2 separate regions of the Homo sapiens genome follow, and region 1 is linked to region 2. The links are chromatin loops, found by intact Hi-C in ENCODE. Cell type or tissue: HepG2. All regions are shown on one strand. Links, peaks and the distances in the headings refer to the core of each region. The heading gives the core; the rest is flanking DNA. Region 1 has its middle 53 kb from the start of IFNGR1. Region 2 overlaps LOC124901411 (a long non-coding RNA gene).

Region 1 (12,356 bases), core at 1,477-9,476, 430 kb before region 2:
TATAGAGGAGAAGCAAAGTGAAGTCTTCGTTTTTTCTTTTTTCATCTCTTCACAGCAGGTGAATTAACCCAAAATTCGTCATCATAGGAGCAGCAGTTCTTTTTTAACCTCACATACAATTTTACATTTTCCTTAAAAACTCTTTATTTCAAATACACACAAATGGAGAGAGGAGTGTGATAAAACCCCATATTCCTGCTGGCTTAGTCTGTTTTGTGTTGCTATAAAGGCGTACCTGTGGCTGGGTGGTTTGTAAGGAAAGAGGTTGAGTTAGTTCATGTTCTGCAGCCTGTGCAAGAAGCATGGTGCTGGCATCTGCTCTGCTTCTGGTGAGGACTTTTGTGCTCCATCAAAACATGGTGCAGAAGGTCAAATGGCAGGCAGGCAGGTGCAAAGATGGATCAAACCTGGGGGGCCTCTTGGCTTTAGAGCAACACACTCCCTTGGGAACTAATCCATCCCCTCAAAACCAATCCATCTCGGGACAGCATGAGAACTTACTCACTACCCTGAGAACAGCACCAAACCATTCATAACCCATGACCTGAACTCCTCCCACTGCACCCCACATCCCAACATCACCACACTGGGGATCAAATTTCAACATAATATTTGGTGGGGAACATACAAGTCATATTCAATCCATAGCAGCAGCCATCCAGATTTTAAAATAATCAACATTTTGCCCACTTGAATCACCTGTTTGCACCCCTTTTTTGTTGAAGAATTTTAAAGCAAATTCCAGGCAAAATGGCACTTACCACCTAGTATTTCAATGTGTCCCTAAAAGAGGGAAATATAACCAGTTACCACTATCACACCTAAATTCATAACAATAATTAATTAATATCTAATTCCCAGTCCATCCATATTCAAAGTTCATTGACTGTTTAATAAACTTGTTTTTTTTTTTTTTTTTTTGGACGGAGTTTTGCTCTTGTTGCCCAGGCTGGAGTGTAATGGCGTGATCTTGGCTTGCTGCAACCTCTGCCTCCCAGGTTCAAGTGATTCTCCTGTCTCAGCCTCCCGAGTAGCTGAGATTACAGGCGCCTGCCACCACGCCTGGCTAATTTTTGTATTTTTAGTAGAGACAGGGTTTCATCATATTGGTCTGGCTGGTCTCGAACTCCTGACCTCAGGTGATCCGCCCGCCTCAGCCTCCCAAAGTGCTGGGATTACAGATGTGAGCTACTGTGCCTGGCCAATAAATGTCTTTTTAAGATGATTTTTTTTTCCAAATCAAGATCCAAGCGAGACTCACATGTTACATTCAGTTGTCATGCCCCCTTGTACATCTGTAGCAAGCCCCTCTCCCCTCTTCTTTTCCCTTCCCATTGACTTAACTGAAAAAACCTGGTGTAATTGTCCCATAGAACAATGTGCATAGAATATACATTGTTCCACATTCTAGGTTTGCCTGATTACTTCCTCATGGTGACAGCATCATTCAACCAGCTCTTCTTCTTTGTATTTTTAGTAGAGACGCGGTTTCACCATGTTGGCCAGATGGTCTCGATCTCTTGACCTCGTGATCCACCCGCCTCAGCCTCCCAAAGTGATGGGATTACAGGCATGAGCCACCACACCTGGCCGAAATGTATTTCTTAAGTAATAAGATTTGAAAGTTGAAATTACTCCTTGATTCATTGGCTACAGAATGGATGTTGTGTTGAATAACATTCATCTCATTGTACATCTCTGTCAGAGCTCTTGAGTGACTAGATGCACTGTCAGTGAGTGATAATATTTGGAAAGAAATCTTTTTTTTTCTGAGCATTAAGTCTCAATAGCGGACTTAAAATATTCAGCAATTCATGCTATACACAGATGTGCTGTCATCCAGGTTTTGTTGTTCCACTTAAAGAGTGCAGGCAGAGCAGATTTAGCATAATTCTTCCTAGAGTTTTCAAAATGGCAAATGAGCATTCGCTACAATGTTAGGTCACTAGCTGCAATAGCCCCAATCAAAAGAGTCAGCTATTGCTTGAAGCTTTGAAGCCAGGCACTGACTTTTCTTCTCCAGCTATGAAAGTTCTGAAGAGCATCTTCTTCTAATATAAGACTGCTTTTTGTCCACAGACAATATGTTTCTTTTGCCCTCTTCATCAGTGATCTTAGCTGGCTTTTCTGGATAACGCTGCAGCTTCTCCATCAGCACTTGCTGCCTCACCTCGTACTTTTATGTTATGGAGATGGCTTCCTTCCTTAAGCTTCATGAGCCGACCTCTGTTAGCTCCAACTTTTCTTCTGCAGCTTACTCATCTCTCTCAGCCTTCGTAGAATTGAAGAAAGTTAGGGTGTTGCTCTGGATTAGGCTTTTGCTTAAGGGAATGTTGCGCCTGGCTTGATCTTCTATTGAGTCCACTCAAACTTTTTCCATACCAGCAATAGGGCTGTTTTACTTAGCGTTTGTGTGTCCACCCGAGTAGCACTTACTTTCCTTCAAGAACTTTTCCTTTGCATTCACAAGTTGGCTGTTTGCTGCAAAGGTCAAGTTTGGTGCAAAAGAAAAGTTCTTGGAAAGTAAAAGTGCTACTCTGCTACCTTGGTTGTCAACACGCCTTCCATGCTAAATGTAATCATTTCTAGAATTGGATTTAAAGTGAGAGATGTGTGACTTTTATTTTCACTTGAACACATAGAGACCATTGTGGAGTTACTAACTGACCTGATTTCAATATTATTGTATCTCAGGGAATAGGGAGACCTGAGAAGCAGGAGAGAGATGAGGAATGGCTGGTTGGTAGAGCAGTCATGGTAAAACATACATTTATTGATTAAGTTCATCATCTTATATGAACGTGGTTCATGGCACCCCCCAAAAACTACAATAATAGCATCAAAGATCACTGATCACAGATCACCATAATAGATAAAATATGAAAAAGTTTGAAATATTGTGATAATTGCCAAAATGTGACACAGAGACATGAGATGAGCACCTGTTGTGGAAAGTTGGCACCTATAGACTTGCTTAACACACAGCTGCCACAAAACCTCAATTTGTAAAAAACATCCGCATCTGCATAGCATCATAAAGTGAAGTGCAATAAAATAAAATATGCCTTTATTCAATGTTTTTCAACCAGTTGTAGTCATTACTGTTTTCACATCCTCAGATGTCACATTTGACAACGGAAAACCTTCAAGTGGATCTGTGTGTTCTGCTGGTATTTTCCTTGCTTTCTGGCATAAGCATGTCATAGAACCCCAAATTCAGGCTCGTGTACCCAGCATGCAGCTGAGGCCAAACCCTGACACAAAGGTGCTTGGAGATAGAGAAGGGTTTATCTGATTTGCCCAAAATGAGGTGGGAGGGCAAAAATCTCTCCAATCTACCTTAACAAAAAGAAGAGGCGGGGAGTTTTTATTTGGCTGGAGAGTAAAGGATGGGGAGTTACAGGAAATCTAGGGGAAAAAAGTCTGTTTCTTCAGTCTGAGATAACACCTTGAGCAACCAGACTTCTTGGCATCAGCAGCTGGTCACGACATCCCTCTAGGCATTCATTCTTTCTGCAAACTTTTTTTGTGACACTGGAGTTATCTCCTGCTGCTTGGCACAGGAACGGTACATCTATAGTTTATAATTACATTGTGGGAACAAGGAATTTTGGGCAAAAAGCAAGTGGTTAACATTTGCAAGCAAGCAAGGGCCTAATCAGAATTCTCATTATTTCAGATACTAAAAAATGCTGGGGTGCTGAAATCTCCAGTGGCCCAATTGCAAGCTGTCCCAGGCTTAAAATCAGCTTTGCCCTAGACTTAAAATCAGCTATTTCTCTGGGGAGCCCTAATTCTTTTCAATGAGAAGTGAGTTTAGAGACATAATCTAGGTGATATGGGTGCTCATTGCTATTGGGCTGTCAGTGCTTCTAAACATTTCAGTCAACAGAGCTAAGAAATACATGTTTTTTTAAATAAAAAAGTGTTTTCAGAGTTTATAGTAATTTCTTTCTTGTTTCTAGTGGGGTTGGACATAGTAATATTTTTAATTCAGATTAACAATATAAGGTTTCTACTTAAGTTCTTTAATTTTTTTTCTTGTCTTCCTTTTCTCTTACACGGAAAATCTTGATTCCTACCAACATTAATATAGTTACCTATTTGCTTTGTCCTATAATGTGTATAAACTAGTTAAAAAATATAAAATCCAAATGAAAATTACTCAGTGAAGTTAAAACAATGTTACAGTTCTTTTTGTCATTAATCCTACTAAGACTTTATAGCTAACATAAAGGTAACCAGATATAATTCTTTCTTCTGTAAGGTCATGTTACCACCTTCATGATATTCCATTAATGTGTTAATTTCAGTTTATTTTTATGTTGGGAATTGATTGTTTTCTTTTTAGATTAATTTTATTTTTTGAAAGTGTAAAACAGGCACATAGAAGGGAACAACACACACTGGGGCCTATCAGAGGGGGGAAGGTGGGAGGAGGGAGAGAATCAGGAAACTAATGGGTACTAGGCTTAATACCTGGATGATGAAATAATCTGTCCAACAAAACCCCATAACACAAGTTTACCTATATAACAAACCTGCACATGTACCCCTGAGCTTAAAAATAAAAGTTAAAAAAGAAAATATAGAACATTTGTAAGATTCCAAATGTAAAAGGTTTATATGATTCTGAAGTCGTATGTAACACACCATTCAGAAAAGTCTTGCTTCCATCACTAACCCTTCCCCCATTCTCTCTCTCCCCGTGCACGTAATCACTTTCAAATACATTTAATTTAAATTTCCAGTATCTCATTTTGAAAATATAAACATGTATGTGTGTACTTATGCATATTCTTAAATGGAAAAAGCAAGATAAGTTTTGTGCATGCTATAATGCTAACTTTCATGTAAGAAAAGAGGAAAATACTGTATCTTCTATGCCCAAAATGAATAATGCTAGTCATTTTTCAGTTCCCTAAATCAGCAATGATGAGGGTTGCAATAGAAGGTGAAGCAATTAAATTGAAGTAACTGTTGGTAATTCAAACAAAAGATTCATCTTGCATTAATTACCTGAACTATTTGAATTTGTGTTGTAGTCTGTATTTCTATTTGTTTTCTGCTCCTAAAATTGAGTTTCTATTTACCATAAGCAATACTATATTTACTTTACATGTCTTTATAATGCTTGAATTATTTCAGACAAATTTACTTTCTCTTTGCCTCAGTTTCCAAATGTTGGATTGGACAAGAGGTGACCTTTTAAGTCGTCTTTCAGCTTTAGCATTGTTCTAAGCGAGCTGTCTTCACCCTTGTAATAGCTGCCATAATCCACTAGATGTCAATGCAACATAGCAACCTATTTTGGGCATTTAAGCCTCTATATCCTAGGTTTAAAACCAGGAGAAAATTAGAAAATTTTATTGATCTGTTATTTATTTTTGTTAAAAGTACAGTACTCTCTTAAAAAAGATAATACGTAATCCTGTTCTACCTAAAAGAATATAAACAACTCCAATAGAATTAATATTTTCACAGGTATCATTTTTCCAGTGCTTAAGTTGAAAAATTCAGTTTTCAAATCAACATGTATAGACTATTCCCTATAAGAGTAGTGGAATACAGAATTGAAAAAAATTTTTTAGTCATTGTATAACATTGTAAGATTTGGCATATTTAGGAGAAAAGAACGAAATTTGTTCAATATAATCCCAGATAATGGTGATCGTTGTCAAAATGGTATGATGTTTAGAGCTAAATTGTTTCTTTAGTGTGAAATTATTTATTACATTATTAATTTAATAATCTTCTTGACAGATTTTTAAGTCCCTCATGAAAAATTCAGAATTATTCTGCAAAGAAAAATGACATTATTTCTCCTCCTTGAAAAAAAGAGATGAAATAAATTTTAATACAGAATGATGTTATGTTTACATCGTAACATTGGAAAAAGTGGTTTATTTTTTCATTAAAACTTTAAATGTATCAGGGAGAGGAAATTGCTGGTGTTGCAAGGTTGTCAGTTTTTAAAAATTCTACCTTTTGCTTATGTTCCATTATAAATAATATGCTTAACATGTTTGGATTTCAAGGGCATTTTTTTTCTCTCTCTCTCTCTTTTTCTCTCTCTCAGCCTATAATTTTTCCTATCCAGGGATTGTGAAACCTAGGAAATGCCCAACAGTAAAAGGAATAATGCGAGTCATTTCTCAGTTCCCTAAATCAGCAATGATCAGGGTTGCAATAGAAGGTGAGGCAAATAAATTGAGATAACTGTTGATAATTCAAATAAAAGATTCATCTTACATTAATTACCTGAACTATTTGAGTTTATGTTGTAATCTCAAATGTAAACTGCTGATAAGAAAGTTTTCAATGTCGAATTATTTACTTTCATTAAAGTCAGAATAGTAATCTATACTCAGTAAGATTAGTTTCTATCTGCTTCAACAAATCGAAGTCTATATTTTTCATTTTTTCTTTGTCAACCTATGTCTAATTATGGTATTTCTTTAGAAGCAGAATTACTTAAGAACTATGAAATTTTTGAGATAATTGTCAATTTCCTTTCCTAAAATTAAGATCAATTTACAGTCTTACAAATAACAGATAAGTGCCTGTTTTAGTTGAGAATTAACAATTAAAGCATATTTTGCCAATTATACAGATTATAAATCATACCTTATTGTGTTTTTATTGCATTTTTCTTTATTAGTGAGTTTGGTCATTTAAAAATATATTTATTGCGGCCGGGCATGGTGGCTCATGCCTGTAATCCCAGCACTTTGGGAAGCCGAGGTGGGCGGATTGCCTGAGGTCAGGAGTCCCAGACCATCCTGGCCAACATGGTGAAACCCCTTCTCTACCAAAAATACAAAATCAACCGGGTGTGGTGGCAGATGCCTGTAATCCCAGCTACTCGGGAGGCTGAGGCAGGGGAATTGCTTGAACCAGGGAGGTGGAGGTTGCAGTGAGCCAAGATCACACCACTGCACTCCAGCCTGGGCGACAGAGTTAGACTCCATCTCAAAAAATATATATATAGCAATTAACATTTTCCCATTTAGAGCTTTTTATTATAAATTAAGAATGAAACCTCTTGTCAAAATTATTTCTATCCAATTAAAGATTTACTTTTACATTTTATTATTTTGTGCTTTTTTAAATGTACAGAAGTTTTGATTGTATTACGTCATGTAATCTCTTTCATCGCCTTTATCTTAGAAATGTCTTACCTTCATATCAGTTAAAAATACACATCTGTTTCATGCAGTATTTTAGAATTTCATTGTTTATACTAAAGTCTTTAATAAATCCTTTAGTACAGTATAAGTTGAGTGCTTATCTTAATTGTTCTTGAAATAGATAATTTTTTAAAGTTTTGTTGAATAAGTAAATCATCTTTTTTCATTTCTTTATGATTTGTTTTTACAATATACCAGTTTCTTATATTGTAGGATTTTTTAAAACTGTTTTGTTCCATCAATCTATCTTTTAATTTTTTCATTAATACCGTACAATTTATATTGTAATAGTTAACATTTTTAAACACATCATTCCTTTCTTGGTTAGTTTCAAGTATTACTGAGCTATTCTTCCTTGTTAATTCTTCCAGAATCATTTTGGGAAGTGTCTCTCATCTCAGATAAAATCTCATTGCCATGTTATTTTTATTTATTCTTCATTAACACATGAGAGTTAATTTAGGAGGAATTACAGTCATGCATTGTTCTAGCCAGGAAATTTTAAACTTACCTTTTATTATTCCTCTCTAAAAGTGTATAGTTTTCTAGAAATAAGATCTGCTCCATATCTTATAGGGTTTTTCTAGGTAGTTTATGTCATCCCATGGCTACTGGATTTTGTATGTTTATTTTGTATCTATTCACCCCAGTGAACTCTAAGGTTGTTAATTAATTTGGGGGGATGATCTTGGATATATAATACCATATGCAAATAATGAGAATTGCTGACATAAATTATTAAGGCCTGTTGAAGGTAGATTTTGATAATACACTCAAAACATAATTTAGATTTCTCACTAAAATGGAATACCCACTAGTTTTTTATTTATGAATTTACATTTTATTGTTAGATCTAAGAATTAATAAAGTGATTTTATTCTTATATAAAATACTTTTATTTTAATATCATTAAAGTAGAATAAGAAATCTGAAATTTTTAAACAGTAAAATATACCTACATATGTTTTTGATGTCGTAGTACCCAAAGCACTAGAAATAAAATGTTATATCTAATAAAATAACATTGAAATTACACATAAAATAAATCACATTTGTATTCTGCATTATCATAATCTTCCATAAATAAAATACAAATTAGTTCTGCATTTAGTTAAAAAAAAAAAAGAAAAGATCTTTGCTAACTAGATAATATTTTTAAGAAACAATTCTTCTTCATTTGAAATCTTTGGCAACATAGCCCAGATACTTTGCTTTGGCAGAAAGGTTCTTAATAGTGTTAACATGAACTTAACACTGCACCAGTACAGACATTACTATTACGTTTTGAACTAAAACAATACAATTAAAAAACACTATCTGAAATAAAACAAATCACCTCTGCTTACAGTGTAGTTATGTTTACTTTAGAAGTGTGTGGGGAAAATGCCTGCTAATAAATTTACAATTGAAATGAAATATGTTTCTGACTTGTTATAAATTTGCTTTAAAAATAGTAGTTTGATATATCTAATCATAGAACATTTACTAGCTATATTTCAATTTTTCTTTTAATATATTCATAATTAGAATTTGTAGTATTATGCAAAATTGATATTTTCTGACAAAAATTATAAAATGCTGAGTTTTGCATTTAATTAATATTATCCTAAGGACAAATAATGAAATTCATTGACTGAGAATAAATTTGCTAAGCTCTTAAAAAAAGAACAACATTCAGGGAGATTATTAAATAAATCCATGCAAAAGAACATACATTAGGAAATCAATCATTTTATATCATTTCTTGAGGAACTACATGAGACAGAGATCTCCAATAACATAATAAAAATAATTTTTTCATAGATATATTTATGCTTGAATAAACTGAAATTGATTCATGGATATAATTTAACAATTAAGATGTCTGTATCCTTCAACAATGTGAAAATGATAAAGCTTTATTCTTCTCATTGCTTCACCTTTAAACTTTATGTAGCAAAAATGTTTTTATGCACATTATCATCATATTTTTCATCTTAAAAAGTGTCAGTAAAATGCAGTGTTGTTTACTTAAAACATAATAGAAAATATTTTTATGTTGGTGTATTGTCTGGTGCAAAATATATTTTTTAATATTTCTGGTAAAGTATCTTAAGGGATTTCCAATCTTTTGATCATTGGGGTTTTGGTCACTAATATCACTGCTAATTCACTAGGGCTAATACTTTTAAAAAACAAAACTGCATTTGTCATCCTATAAATAAAACAAAGCTATGAGCTTATTTGCATAAAGACACAGAGCCAATTAATTTGACTTCAGTTCGGAGATACTTCACAAAACTGTACATCTCATAGATAAAACCATACTGGTGTTATATTTTATACTAACTAGTTTTAGCAATCATTAACAACATATAGTAGGTAATTTTAAGTGATTTTCATTTTGGATAGCAACTACATGGTCATATATATTTTACATATAACATACCACATATAATAATAATATATTGAGATATACTGTTAAAATTTATCTTAAAATATAAATATCTCAAAAAAGTCTGATTTTATTATGCAGAGAAAAAGTCAGAGTTCTTATTTTAATTAAGGTACAGTCTATGGGGGGAAAAAAAAAACCAAAACTCCCATTACATTTAAATTTAATACAATCAGTTTAAACACATGTCACTATGTTTAAGATTTATTTTCAAGATGTTTTAATTACTGACAAAAGTTTTTGTAGTCAGTTATGTTCATGGAGTTGTAAAAGTAAATTATTTTTAAAACAACCTGCTCTTAATTTAATCTATGGCTCAAGAGTTTCAAAATATTTGAGTTTAAAAATAAATAAAAATTTCATTTTTGTATATTGAATTTAAAAGAATCTGACAAGGTTTTTTTGCTTGCTTTTTTGTTGTGTTTTCATTCATTTGTAAGCAGTTTTTATTCCATAGGGTTATTAGAAACATAGTGAACTTTACTTGCCATTCAATGTATAACAACACATGACTTTTAATAAATTAAATGGAACACACTCAGTGCAGAGTAGTACTATAGAAAGAGCTCAGCCCTTCGAACAGAGATCTGAGTTCTGGATGGGCTGAGAGACTTTGGACCAGTCACTTAATCTGTCTGAGCCTCTGCTTCCATGTGAATTACTGACCTTTTATTGTCCTTGAACAAAAACATAACATCAAGCTAATACGATCATTTTGTCTTTTCTTGAGAATTTTGAAATAAATGGCCAATTCAAGAGCATGCCCTTAGCTAAGGGCCTGCACTTTTACCCTTGGGAGAGACTTGATGGATTTTTCAGTGGGAAGGCCTGCCATAAGCCCAGTTTATCAACCTCTTCACTAAAGGATTTTGGAGCCCTGGAATTGTCCATGGTTTGGAGGGTTTTTCAGATGCTTGAGAGTTACTTTGAAAGAGGTGGAAAAGGAAAGATTGACAGCGCTAGCTTAGTCTCAGAACTAATTTCCCTGGTTCGTGTCTACATGAACAAGGACTGATTAAAAAGATTTTTAGAATCTTTGTGGGAAAAACAAGGCTAATTCCATCTGGAAGGTTGACCTGAGCCTGCTGGAATAAGTGGGTAGCAAGCTAAAAAAGCAAGGAATACAGGACTGAAATGTGTGTTTAGATGGAAAGATCTGTTTATATTTCAACTTTGTATCGTTTAATAACTTCCTGGTTGGGCTTGTTTTAGTATGCTGAAGAGCTAGGATTTGGATCCCTTAAATTAATTTTTCTATCTAAAGTCTTCCAAATCTAACAGCTTGTGAGTAGAATGTATAATGTTTCCTCATAAATCAGCCATGAATTTTAAACAAATTAACCCTTAAGCTTCCTCACATCCCCTGAAGTCCATTGTGTATACTAAAGAGTATTGTCCATCCCTACTTCTGTGAAATGCACAATTCCCTCGGGAAAAAGTCTAAATTTGAACTCCTACAGAACTTTCATAGCACTGTCATTTTAATGAAGTGGTATCAACTCTTGGAAATTATTGTGCTAAATTATTTACTTCTCTCTTAAAAATGATTTTATCATATTAATTTAGAGAATGCCTGGTTTTAGCTATTTTCCCTGCTGCAATTTCCCTCTCAACTACAAATCGAGTCTCACATAGTGTTTGTTTTACAACGATCATGGTCTTCAGCCTTCCAGAACATGTTTTGGAGAATTGTAGTCCAATTATGCACTGAAAAAACAGCCCTAAATATTCTGTTAATGAACTGCATTCAGGCACTAAAAAGACATTTCATTGTGACAGGATTATAAAGATCCTGCCCTTAATTATGAGTTGTAAAAGCCACTTTCAGGTAGAAATAAAGAGGGTAACAGTTGTTCAATTAGAGGTGAACATTCATCTAGGAGAGGAAAAAAGCCTTTCTGTGATAAGACCCAGAAATCTTGTTTTTCTGCTAATGCGATTTCATACATTTTTGTTGCACGGTGGGCTGAGCAGCATTCCTGGTCTGTTGCCTCGGATGGGAATTGTTCAATGCCATGTCACACATAGCTGTGCCCCGAGTCATCATGCTGAGCGGTGAACCGATCCCATGGCCGTCGTGACAGTTTCTGGAGAAAGCAGGCGCATGCTGATTCATTCTCAGCCTCCTCTTCCCATCCCTGTCTCCAGCCTAGCATCCTTTTTACGTTTATTCATGAGCTTATCACTCGGGGCAAAAAAAAAAAAAAAAAAAAACTATTTGCATTATAACATTACATTTAAAAGCTATAAATTATGCAGAGCTATAAATACTGCCTTTTGGTAAACACCATAAAATCTGTGTGTGTTTGTGCACACGCAAGCGTGAAATGTCATTTGGATTTTCTCGCTACTCACTGCATCTTATAACTCTTCAATCTTCAGCATTCCAAAATCTAGCAGTTAAAACAGTGATAATTTAAATGGATAGGAAAGGATTTAGACCTGTTTTAAACAAACTGTGATTCTGTGTTAACTATGGCACTGGGCTCACTCCATTTGGAAACTGTCATCACTTCACAATAAAGGTGATGAAATATAACATATCTGGAAGTTGAAAAACTGAAGATGATTTTTGTTCTGTGCTGTTCAACAGAGGCATACACAACTGAACTGATACATATTTTTTTTAATCAACCTTGCCCCTCTAGAATATTTTTAAAACACTTAATAGACAGACCAAACTTAAATTCTATTGGTCAAATATTTTCGGAAACTGAAGAGGTGATAATTTG
Region 2 (12,356 bases), core at 2,557-10,556:
ATGATGACTGTAGGGCTAATGTTTTTCTGATTCTGTCTCTTAGATTCTCTCTGGACTATTTCATGGCTCAGGAACCACATCCTCCTTCCCCACTTCCTGAGTGTATGGGATGGCCACATATACTGAAGCTCAATCTTATGAAAAGAGCATTTCAGAGGCAGGAGGATCTGGATTTGAATTCCGGCTTGATCCTGGGCTGAACAGGACCAGTTCTGCTTTCTGCCCTGGGGCAAGTTACCCAACATCGCTGAGCATCTGTTTCCTTCACTATAAAATGAGGATGATGATACCACGTGGGATTGTTGAGAAGATAAAAAGAGAAAGCACTTGAAAAGCTTCTAAACATGACCTCTCACAAAGCTGTTCAATAACTGTTAGCTCCCTTTTCTCCTCCTTGCAGCTGCTGTTTCCTGGAGTTGCAAACGTTTCTAGGTGAGCTCATGTGAGACCATCTGAAACATTCCAAGAAGTAGTCCAGATGTAAAGACAGCTTTATCTTTGGCCAGGTGCAGTCTTACTAGAATGGCCCATCCTGGTAGAGAATCATGTGGCCCCTTAGACAACTATGACACCAGGAATTGGATGAAACAAAGTTTCAGCTACAGGATGAGGATATATAGATAAATGTTGATGACATATTTCTTTCCTTTTTTGGTTTCCTTTTCCCTTGAAAATGCTTTCAGATCTCTGAGACATCCCGTTGTCATCTTCCTCTTTTAAAACCCTTCGTGTGCTCTTTTCTATGAAGGGCTGGTTGGCAGCTGATGAGGCCCCAGGCTGGAAGGAACTCACCGGCTCATGGCTCACCAACCCCTAACTACAGCTGGGCAGGCAAGGAGGGAGGCTGCAATTTCATTCACTTCTTTAGATTGATGTTTTGACATCTTTAGAAGCCTCTGTTAAAATGGAAATGTGGAATCTGAGTAGTGTGGTCAAACTGGTATACGAGGACATTTTGGTGGTGACTCAAGTCTGATGAAGCTTTTCTAGTAATTTGTGCCTTCCATTTCCTAGGAACAAGAGTGAGTGAGGACTAAGGACACAAAACAGCAGCAGTTTCAGCCCCACTCCTATAATATTCTAAAAGCTTGTCCTTAGATCTTGATATTCTTCTCTCAGGCAGAGAGCTTAAGAATATTAGAGAAATATCCTGATACTTTTGCATTTTAAGGTAAGCCACAGCCAGAAAGAACAATGGGAGGCCCAGAAGCCCACCTCCAACCACTCCAACCAGATACACCAAGGACTCTGGCTCAGACCAGATACAGCCACCTTGGTGATCCAGAGAGGCCTCCTGCTGGGTGCAGTGGCTCAAGCCTGTAATCCCACCACTTTGAGAAGCTGAGGTGGGAGGATTGCTTGAAGCCAGGAGTTCAAGACCAGCCTGGGCAACATAGCAAGACCCCATCTCTACAAAAGAAAAAAAGAGAGAGAGAGTGAGAGAGGCCTCCTATCAGGAATCATGCTCAAGTTCCAATTCAATTTCAATGAGAGATAAGGGAGTAAACAGCAGGAAGGAGGGAGATTCCAGAAGACCCCAAGACTGCATTGTTGGGCTGTCATTGTTCATGGGAATTACTCACCCATGGGTCTCCATCGGGTTTCACCCACAGGTCTGTGCACCATGTCTTGCTCTCTAGGAACCAGAACATCTCTATGGTTCTTTGGATAGAAGTACTCTATTTCAGTGACTCTTAGATTTTTGTTTATTTTTAAAAAGGGATAGTTGTGGTGAATTGCATTAGGATTACTAAAATAAAAGCATTAAGAAACTCCCCAAAACTCCAAATACATCTGGAGTCATTCTTTCCTAATAGGGACAATATTTTATTACCAAAAATGGTAGAAGGGTTAGAAGGGCCTAAGTCTCAGGATAAAGGATAGTTCATTGCATTTAACTAATTCACATTCAGAAAAATGTTTTTCAAATTGATCTTATTTTTCTTATTTTGCCATGGATTGATAAAACTTTATCACAAATTAGAACAGAGAATTAGGAGGTCTATGTTTAAATCCAGACCCTGATGCTATTTACATCCCCTAGGCAAAGGAATTATTCTCTCTGACTTTTATTTTGTTATTTCCTAAAGGAAAGAATTGTATTAGTTGATTTCTTAAGCAGCTCTCACTTTCTTTGAGCTCCTATTTCTCTGATTGTAATGTGGAAAACTGAGCTCTATTTCATACATAACCACACCCTTCATCTAACATTTTATAACAAATATTGTTTCCCTGATTTCTCCATTTGCAGCCCAGATAACAACTCTCTTCCTAGGATTAGTGAAAGCTTGTAGTATCATACAAAACCCAGTAATTTTCCCACTAATCGGGGAGTTTCCCAGAATTATCTGCCAAAGGTTATTTTGGCACCTAACAACGTTTTTTACTTTTCCGTCATCAGTATTATCATCAACAAAAAATATTTCTTAAGTTAACAAGGAAAATACTGAATACAGAGAATAAAGACATAATCATAGAATGGGTAAAAGTTCAGGCAGTCTGTTAGAGAGCAGTACTTTTCTCATATCTTAACCACATCAAGGACCTGGGACAGGGATGATGGTGATTGGAGCGGCAGCTTTGAGGGTCACATACTGATGTCGTCAGTGGAAAGAGAAGCCAGCACCCCCCTTCTCATCAGTCCAAAACCATCATAGAAAAAAAAAAACAGGATTACGTAAGAAGTTGGACTATGGGGAGGGCAGGAGAAGTGAGACTTTATGGGGCCAGATGTCAAGGACATTTCACAAAAGAGAGCCATACCTTAGATCAATGCTGCGACTGGCTCCCAGAGACATTTAGTCATGTCTGGAAACATCTTTGATTATCACATCTGTGAAGGAGTGCTATTGACATCTAGAGAGTAGAAGCCAGAGGTGCTGCTAAACATCCCAGAGAACACAGTCACCCTATAAACACAGGGCAGCCCCCACAATGAAGAATTATCCAGCCCAAAATGTCAATGGTGTTGAAGTTGAAAAATCCTGCATTGGAGTAAACTTGAGAGTGATCATGAGACTAAGAGCAAGAGAACATTTGACGTCGGTGTGATAAACAAGGAAAGGGATATCTTTGAGGCAGAGAAGAGGAAAGTGAGGAGGTACATTCCTTACCAAAATCTGGACACCTCCCATCCTTTACTGAGGTTCTAGAATCAGTCCTAAGAAGTACAGAAGATCTAGCATCCAGGCCGGGCCTGTTGTCCTGAGAGCAGAAGCAGGGAGTTGGGATGAAAAGCAGAGGGACTACTGCTCTCCCTCATCAGTGCATTTACCATGGAAAACTGCTGGTGTGAAGATGGCTAAGACCACACTGAATGAGAAGGAATGAGAGCAAGTGACGTGAGGGCCAAGTCGTCAGACCCAGAGCAAAGCATGGTGAGCAAAGTGGATCTGCTCCCTCAAGAGGTGCAAACCTAACTCCTGGACTTTCCCCAGCTCAGAGCAGCTGCCCTGTTAGAACAGGGCCACACCATTGCTGGGGTTTGGCACACAAAAATCCCTGACCTTAAGTGCTCTGAGTTACTAAATAATCCCAGGGTAATTAGGTAGTCCCAAGGGAATCCCATAGTTTAAAATTATGGGCTCCTGAAGGTCCTGTTTGGTCCCTAAAGTCTTACTAAGATTCATTATTTCCTTAATCAATAGTTATTGAATACCTATTACTTGCCAGGTCTGTCCAGCAGGTGAGAAAACAATTGGAAGCAGAAACAGACATAGTCCTCTCATGCCTAGCACTTAGAGTCTTTCAGGAGAAATAGTAAGTAAGCAAATCATCACGCAAGTATCATAGCTGAAATGCATGCTCTGAAGGCATGAGGGAGTATCATGGGGCGTCTGTTAGTCATGGGGGAACGGGGCAGCCTTTCCGTGAAAATGGGGCCAGGAAGGCCTTTTAACTAAGGGGGATTTACTGGCAAAAAGACTGTGAATTTACATTCTTGATAGTGTGTCCAAGTGAGGTTGTAGGTTCAGGTGCATTGACCCTCTGACAGGACTGAGAGAAGTTGCTAAGTCCCCCCGAAACAACCTCATATTCTGTCTTTTCAATCTCAGTGGAGGCCAACTAAATTTTCCAGTACTCAGGCCAAAAGTCTTGGGTCACCCTTTACTCTGCTCTTTCTCACGTCTCACAATGAATGAATCTCTACTTAAATTTTGCTAGTTCTATGTTAAGATTGTATGCAGAATCTGGCCATTTCTCATCAACTCCACTATACCCTCAGTGCAAGCCACCAGCACCCCTCCTCTGGCTGCCTTCAGCAGCCTCCTAACTGATCTCCTGACTCCTGTCCTTGCTCCCTAGTCTATTCTGAAAATAGCAGCTAGCATAATTCTTGCTCCCTACAGTCTATTCTTGCTCCCTACAGTCTATTCTGAAAATAGCAGCTAGCATAATTCTTTTAAAATGAATGTCAGATCACATTGCTTGTTTGTTCAAAACCTTCTAATGATTCCCCATTGCACTCAAGAGTAAAAGCCAAAGTCCTCCCTAAAACCCACAAGGCAATTCACAATCCACCTTCCCTGAATCATGTTCTAGGCCCCACCTACCTCCTTGCCTCCAGCACACTGGACTCCTTTATTATTCCAGACACTCTCCTTCCTCAGGCTCTTTGCATGGGCTGCTTGCTCCCCTCGCCTGGAGTGCTCCTCCTCCCCATGGCCACATGGCTCCCTGCTTCATGAACTACAAGTCTCTGCTCAGATGCCATCTTCTCCATGAAGTGTGCCCTGACTATCCAACTCAAAATTACAACCTACCCCTCTGCACACATTCCCCACTGCCATTCCCTGCAGTCTGTTTTTCCATAGCACTTATTACTATTTCCCATCCTCTCTATATAACAGACTTATTTAGTTTATTCATTGTTTATCTTCCCCCATTAGAATTGTATGCTCTTAGAGGCAGAGATTTTAGTCTGCTTTGTTCACTGATATATTTGAGCATCCAGTAGAGTGCTTGGCATATACATGTACACAGCATAGATAGATAGATAGATAGATAGATAGATAGATAGATAGATGATAGATAGATAATAGGTAGATGATAGATAGATGATAGATAATAGATAGATGATGATAGATGATGATAGATAGATAGATAGACAGATAGATAATAGGTAGATGATAGATAGATGATAGATAATAGATAGATGATGATAGATGATGATAGATAGATAGATAGACAGATAGATAATAGGTAGATGATAGATAGATGATAGATAATAGATAGATGATGATAGATAGATAGATAATAGATAGATATGAAAAAACCATGGCTATTCATTCCATTGCTATGTAGATTTATAAATTAATATTTTAAATAAATCTTACAATTGTACAATAGTGAACACAGTTAGATTGCATTGCAGTTCATAAAAATAATCATTTTTTTCAATATAAGCTTTTTTTTCTTTTTTTTTGAACGAACGTCTTGCTCTACTGCCCAGGCTGGAGTGTAGTGGTGCGATCACAGTTCACTGCAGCCTTGACCTCCTGGGCTATAGCCATCCTCCTGCTTCAATCTCCTGAGTAGCTGGGACTAAAAGTGTGCACCACCACACCCAGCTATGTTTTTGATTTTTTGTAGAGGGGAGGTTTTATCTTGTTGCACATATCTCAAACTCCTGGGCTCAAGCAATTCTCCCACCTTGGCCTCCCAAAGTGTTGGGATTACAGGCTTGAGCCACTTTGCCCAGCCTAGACATTTTAAATATAGAATTTCATTAATTTGATTGAAGTATGTCTTCATTTTTGTTTTTATTTTTATTTTTTCATGTCAAAGATGTCATAGCATTTTATTTCCGTTACAAAAGTCAACCAATGATATTTTCATTGAAATATCTGCACTGAATGATGATTCAACATATGAGGCAAAGAGGGAGGTTTTTGGAAAAGGCATTTAAGGTAGAACATTAGCAAATCTTACCGGTTGGCTAAAACAAAAATGAGCTCGTTCAACCTGGCTGGAGGCCTGTTAGGGCTGTTCCTTCTCACTGTGGCCTGACTAAAAAACCAGTGACATTAAGAAAGCATCACATTTCCCAAGTCTGGGGGTGCCCCAGTGGGGTGGTGCTGCTCTCAAAAGCCCTGTGTTCCTAAAAACATCCATCCTCACAAGATCAGTTTCCCCAAGTGCTGGTTCCAAAAATAAGCTCAGGGCTGGCAGAAATTGTTCAGGAAGCTTCTTGAAGTCCCCTCCTTTATTTCTCAGTCTGACTTTCAGCTTGTCCCAGCTACTGTAAGCAGCTTCGGCTTCCCAAGGTCACTGGCAACTCCTACTTTTGCTAATATCCTTGGTTTTCCATGGCACGGGTTGTGACTGTTTTTTAGACTAGTGGTCCCCCAATTAACTGCACCTCCACTTCATACCCTTTTCTTGAATCTGAGCCGGGCTTGTAACTTGTGTAGTAAGTAGAGGGCATACTCCAGCTCTCTTCTGATTAGAAAAAATCCTCATCGTTATCATAATCAACAGAGGGCAGTAAAAGGGATGCTGCGACAATTCTGGACTTAAGTCTTCAGGAGGCCTGGCCACTTCTGCTTTCAAGCTCTTGGTATGTGAGAGGTCTAGCTACCCTGCCAGCCAGCCACTGAAAGAGACAACACAGTGGTCTTTAAATGGTTTCAAATTTTGCTTATCAAAATGTAGTCAACAAAAATGCAAGCCTTCCAAATCCAAATTCTGTCTTCACATAAACTTTCTTGTGTCTGTTCTTCATCTTTCTAGGGAGAGGGTGAAAGTCCACATCTGTGGACTTTCTGTGCTGAAGTTTTCCAGGTTTTCTCATGTGAAACTTTTCTGTTGTATCAGGTCCACGTTTTCACAGACTCCAGCATTGTCTTCTCTCATTTCTGCACAGGGTGGCGCTGCAGTGCAAGGCGGGAGGGGGCTCTGGGCTCCACTTGTCTGGTCTGCTAGAGAATACTTAATATTTTTATATTCGTGCCCTTTCCTCTTGCTTTTCTGCTCTTCTTCAATCTTGTGCTGTAGTGTTTCAATATAATGCTGGACTGCCATATAGATAAATCGGTACTGTGCTTCTGTCTGGGCCATCCCTGACCTCTGAGACTGCACTGTGTGGATGGTTTTGAGAAGGTCAATGTTGCAGTTAATACCTTTCTCTCTGATGATGTCAATAAGACTATTAATCACAATGAACCTCCCTGTATGGCCAATTCCAGCACTGCAGTGGACCACGACCAGCCCTGCATCCATGATGCTCTCCTGCTTATGGTGCACCTCCTCCAGGAAGTCCAGCATGCCCCCGGGGTCACTGGGCACTCCGTGGTCTGGTCAGGTCCGAAAGTGGTATTGCCAGACCGTTCTCGCCATATTCCCCTGGAGTACAGCTTGTCCAACCTTTGAAAACTTAAGTTCTCTTAGCATATAGTCATGAACAGCACTTCCTTTGATGTTCCTAACACACATGACCCCATATTCTTGTAGAGCATCCTCTTCAGACCAGTATTTGACACATTTACTCTTTCCTCTCTCCATTTCTTTCATTGTCATGACAATCACTTGGGAGTTTTCTTGGAACACCATCCAGCAAAAGTCATTCACCATGTTTTGCAGGCAGCCTTGTGTGGCAATGCAACTCTTTTTGGGTTTTGAATTGTTGCACTTGGTTTCAAATTCAGGCATGATGGTGTTTGCACTGATGTAATCTGAAATAGGCTCATTGGGATCATCATCGTGTAGGACAACCCTGGTATGATCAAAGGGCAGGATGTTTTTATATCTATTTTTGTTTTTGTTTTCTTGCCTTTGACCCTCTTTTCGGCTGTAGAGAAGTTTGCACTCCTGTGGTTGTAGTGTCTCAAATTCTTCCCAAAAGCCTTGTTGGACTTTGTCTGTGGTCTCAGCTAATTTGCTTAGTTCTCAAACTCTGCTTTCTATTTCAGCAGCATTTATACGAGTCATGTTAAGGGGCTGCTTGAGTCGTAGTACTGTACCCAATGTTTCCAGCATAGGATTCTTCTTGTAATGTTCCACGAGATCCGTCAAAGAATCAAACCGTTTTCCTCCACCAACGTCGTATTTCAGTTCCTGACAGCGAATCATGACATGGGTCACTTTACACTTGCTGTCATTGCTCTCTTTTTTGTCATCACTGGTGCGCACAGAGAGAACAAAATCTCCAGGGTGGCTCTGGCTCTCTCGTATAAGAAAGCTACCATGTTTTCCTTTTTCAGTTAATTTCTCTGCTTCTTTCCCAAAGAGGTGTCCGTGAAACCATCTTTCAGAGGCAGGATCCGCACAGTTCAGAGGATATTTAAGCTCAACAACATCTCCATTCTTCTCTTTTAATTGCCTGTGATGTTCCATGTAATACTGGACCAACTCAGCCGAAGTGGCAAACTTTTCCCCCCAAACGGGTCCTAGTAATCACCAGTGTTCTGAATCTTGATGTGGGTGACAGCTCTATTTCTTCTAATGGAACATGTGAAGTCTCCAGGGGTACTTTTACTAGGCCTTGCCAAAAAACTGCCATCAACTCCTCTTGTCGACAATAGGTTTTTCTGCCTCCACACCACTGATATTTGGGTGAAACCATTGTCTCCAAGCCTCAGTTTCCTCCTTTCTTTTCTTTCTATAAGATAAAGATAGTAGGCTGGGTGCAGTGGCTCACGCCTGTAATCCCAACACTTTGGGAGGCTGCGGCAGGAGGATCGCTTGAGTCCAGGAGTTCGAGGCCAGCCTGGGCAAAAAAGCGAGACTTTGTTTCTACAAAAAATACAAAAAACTAACCGGGAGTGGAGGCTGAGGCGGGAGGATCACTTGAACCCAGGAAGTCAAGGCTGCAATGAGTCATGATCACCCCGCTGCACTCCAGGCTACTTTATTTTTATTTTTAATGAACAGGGATCTTTTTAAAATGGAAGTGGTTGGTCCTTGATGTCTGGCTTCCCTTGCTAATAAATAAACCCAGAGAACTATTTGCAATGGTGTAGCATTTAGAATCAACAGGCTTCAAAACAGAGAGGGTCTATTCTGTTTTGTTTTGAAGTCACCCTTTGCAAAAAACATATGGTAATCTCGGGCAGCCCATGAAGCAATCGGCAAGATCTGAAGGATGAGAACAGTGTGTTCTTTGAAATCCCTCTGACAAGCAGACAGTCCCTCCTTCCCTCAAACCATCCTCAAAGGGAAGTGTGTCGGCTTGGGCAGTAATGAGACGGTGTGGGAATTCCCCTGTCCCCTTGGTTCACTTTACAGACAAAGTTCATTAGGGTTAAAGATGGGTCATTCCCATCCACAGATTCCTTCACTTGAAATCAAGACTTCTTGGGAAATATAAATTTGGAGAACAGGTAACAGTGAACTATAGTTCCCCCCAAAACAAATTTTTTAAAAATCAGGTGGTATTAAAAATTGCTGTTTCATGACATTACCAATAGATGGCAGCACGGGATTCATCTTCGCCCATAAGCAGCTTCACCCCTGCTTTTCCTGGCGAATGTTCACTGACAACTCGGCCTCAGGACTTTGACGCTCTTGGTGTCATCAGAGAGCAATTTGAGGTGTGCAATAAAATCTTTGGGTTCCCCGCCCCGCCTTCTGTAGGTGACCTCAAACCACAATCACCAATCGACTGCGGTGCTGTGACCTGGAAAAACAGCAAGGAAACTAAAAACAAAACAAAACAAAACAAAACAAAAACCCATCCTGTGAGCTCTGCAAAGGAGAACAAGATCATGGCACACAGGCAATTAGCAAACTAAATTGAAGATGAGTTCTGTTAGAAGAGTCAAAAAACAAAGAGAACAATTTTTGTGAATTGCGTTTTTAAGATCACTGCATCCAAACACTGGAGCTTCAACATAAAGACTCCTGAGCCATGTATTCTGACTTGACCCCTGCAGTTCCTTCCAGTTCCAAAAATCTCTGATCTGTGAATAGAAAAGTTCCAGCAGATACGTTTCTAAGAGCATGAAATTATTTCTAGATACTAGTCTAGTACCTACATGTATTAAAACACAAAAATAAACAAACAAAAAGACCTTCATGCTAATCAAAATATTTTTTAACAGAAAGGAAACCAAAACCTATTGGACCCAGCCCACAAGAACTGTGTTTTTTCCAATGCACATAGCAATAGAGTCATGTTTTGAAAACCAATTATGTAGGCTATAACACCCATTGTAGAAAGAATAGAATAGAATAGAACAGATCAGAATGCATCACAGTCTGCAGGGTTGTAAAGTAAAATTTCTTGCTTTACATCATGGGCCAAAGAAAACTTGCAAAGCTCTATCATGGAGAACAGCATCTGTCTTCAACCTTTGTATCTTCCACAGCCCAACACCAACAAGCTCCTCACCATCAAAACATCTAAATGGGCAAATAGAACTTTTGGTGGGTTTGAGTGGCACCAAGCATCAAGCTACATTAATACTCTTCTCAATCACTGTCATACAAATATGGAGAATTCGGTTATTTATCATCATTTTCTGCATATCCATACTATTCCAAGACAATCCCAATTTCTGGCTTTTTGTTCTACTCTTCCATAAGCATATTCATAGTGATAATGTTGTATGTCCTGAGTTTCAGTTTGGAAAATATAGTCCCTGGTTAAATCAATGGGCATCGGATAAAAACTTTAATGTCTAAAGGGGCTGGGTAGGTAGAATCAATGAGTGAAGCAAGCCAGGAATAACAAAGGATTAAAATGTGGATTTTACAGGAGATGTATACATTTTTTAAAAGTTAATAATAACATTAAAAAAGGAAAGTGACATTGTGCGGGAAGAAGAAATTAGGTCTTCTATGGACTGAATTTTATCCCTTCAAAATTCATATATTGAAGTCCTAGCTCCCAATGTGACTATATTTGGAGACAGGTCTTTAGGAGGTAGTTAAGGTTAAACGAGGGCATAAGGGTGGGGCCCTAATCCTGTATGACTGGTGGCCTTATGACCTTATTATGGAAGGAAGAGGTCTCTCTCTCTCTCCCTCTCTTTCTCTCTCTCTCTGTGTGAACGTGCACCAAAGAAAGGCATGTGACCATGTTGCAAGACGACAAATGTGTGCAAGCCAGAAAGACAGCCTTCACCAGGGAACCGAATTAGCCAGCACCTTGATTTTTGACTTCCCAGCCTCCAGAACTGTGAGAAATAGATTTCTGTTGTTTAAGCCACCCAGGCTACGATCTTTTGTTACAGCAGCCTGAGCAGACTAACGCGAAGGCTTAGGCCTGGATGTGCTCAGGGCCCTCCAGGGGGCAACTTCAGGTTGAATGAAGCCCTGCAGATTGAAGGAAGCACAAACTCATTGGGGTTAATATCTGATGTCATTTAAGTATCAGTCCTCATCAGGGCTCTGAAGTCCTGGGGCAACCTGTAACAGGATATTCATTCATTAAACAAATGTTTCAGGAGTACAAGATTGAAACTAGTTTGACTGTGAGTCAAGTGGGCCAAAGAACAGCTACTTGGAGAGCATAGAAAGAAAAGTGAGCAATTCCAGAAGAATGGGTGATCTCCAGAATTTCAGAATGAGCATCTAAGCACTCCCACACCCATGGGCCTGGGAAGAGATTGACATCAGCAGGGCAGGGACCATAGCATGGGCTTTCAATTTCACCTTCTCATCCTGCTCCAAGTCATTTTCTCTCCTGTTCTAGTACAATTCAAATATTATTTGATTTAAGCCTCATGGTTTTCAGAATTTCTTTCATTTTTTTCAATAATTATTTTTTAAGTACACATCTAGGTACATTGGTGAAGAAAACAAATGAAAATTCTTGTGTTCATGGCACTTTAGTTAGGTAGATAATAAAGTAAGTAGAAAATGTGAGATGGCAGAAGGCCATAATATGCATTGGTAGTATTGTTTGAGAATATTCAATTCTGCTAAAGAAGAAATCAACTGAAATAAGTGAAACTCATGTTTAAGTATAGGAAGATCAGTTAGCAGCATGAGAGACAGGTTAGAAAGATCAAGTGGGTCATACGTATACACACAGGAAGAGGAAGGAAGGGCAGCGCCAGGATACCTGAGATTCATAACACTGTAATATATGTGAGACACTCGATATTCATGAGTTCTTTATTTGGCTACTCATTTGTGAAATTTATTCTGACCTTGAGTGACCTTTGCCCCCAAAAACCAAATAGAATCTTGCTGCTCAGCAGGTTAATTGGCAAGCACCAGCCACGCCCATGTGCTGGAGCCTCATACCGTTTCCACCTGCTGAGACTCCATGCTGAAAAGTTCAATGCTAGGCCGGGCACCGTGGCTCACGCCTGTAATCCCAGCACTTTGGGAGGCCGAGGTGGGCAGATCACCTGAGGTCAGGAGCTCGAGACCAGCCTGGCCAACATGGTGAAACCCTGTCTCTACTA

What was found. Peaks named below come from ENCODE experiments on the same cell type or tissue, not always from the same donor. Only the 100,000 strongest peaks of a DNase experiment are listed, where the experiment ranks them.
Region 1: it touches region 2 in a loop (5-fold over the local background); 2 of 110 quality-filtered maps call a loop at or near these places.

What each region holds. Positions count from the first base shown.
Region 1 is chr6:137,266,498-137,278,853 of GRCh38, forward strand. No RefSeq gene overlaps it. Among named protein-coding and RNA genes, the nearest start is that of IFNGR1, 53 kb to the left of the region's middle. In HepG2, for the core only: a CTCF peak has its summit at 5,284 (motif pointing right); a DNase peak (open chromatin) is centred at 5,284.
Region 2 is chr6:137,698,634-137,710,989 of GRCh38, forward strand. LOC124901411 (a long non-coding RNA gene) reads left to right here. Exons shown (of 2, transcript XR_007059789.1): 2 at 44-1,782. It also overlaps the pseudogene PTPN11P3. Among named protein-coding and RNA genes, the nearest start is that of LINC02539, 34 kb to the right of the region's middle. RefSeq lists enhancers at 601-1,800, 611-740 and a silencer at 9,110-9,159. In HepG2, for the core only: CTCF peaks have their summits at 6,870 (motif pointing right) and 9,423 (motif pointing right); DNase peaks (open chromatin) are centred at 2,678, 6,868, 9,088, 9,458 and 2 weaker places; H3K4me3 peaks cover 615 bases.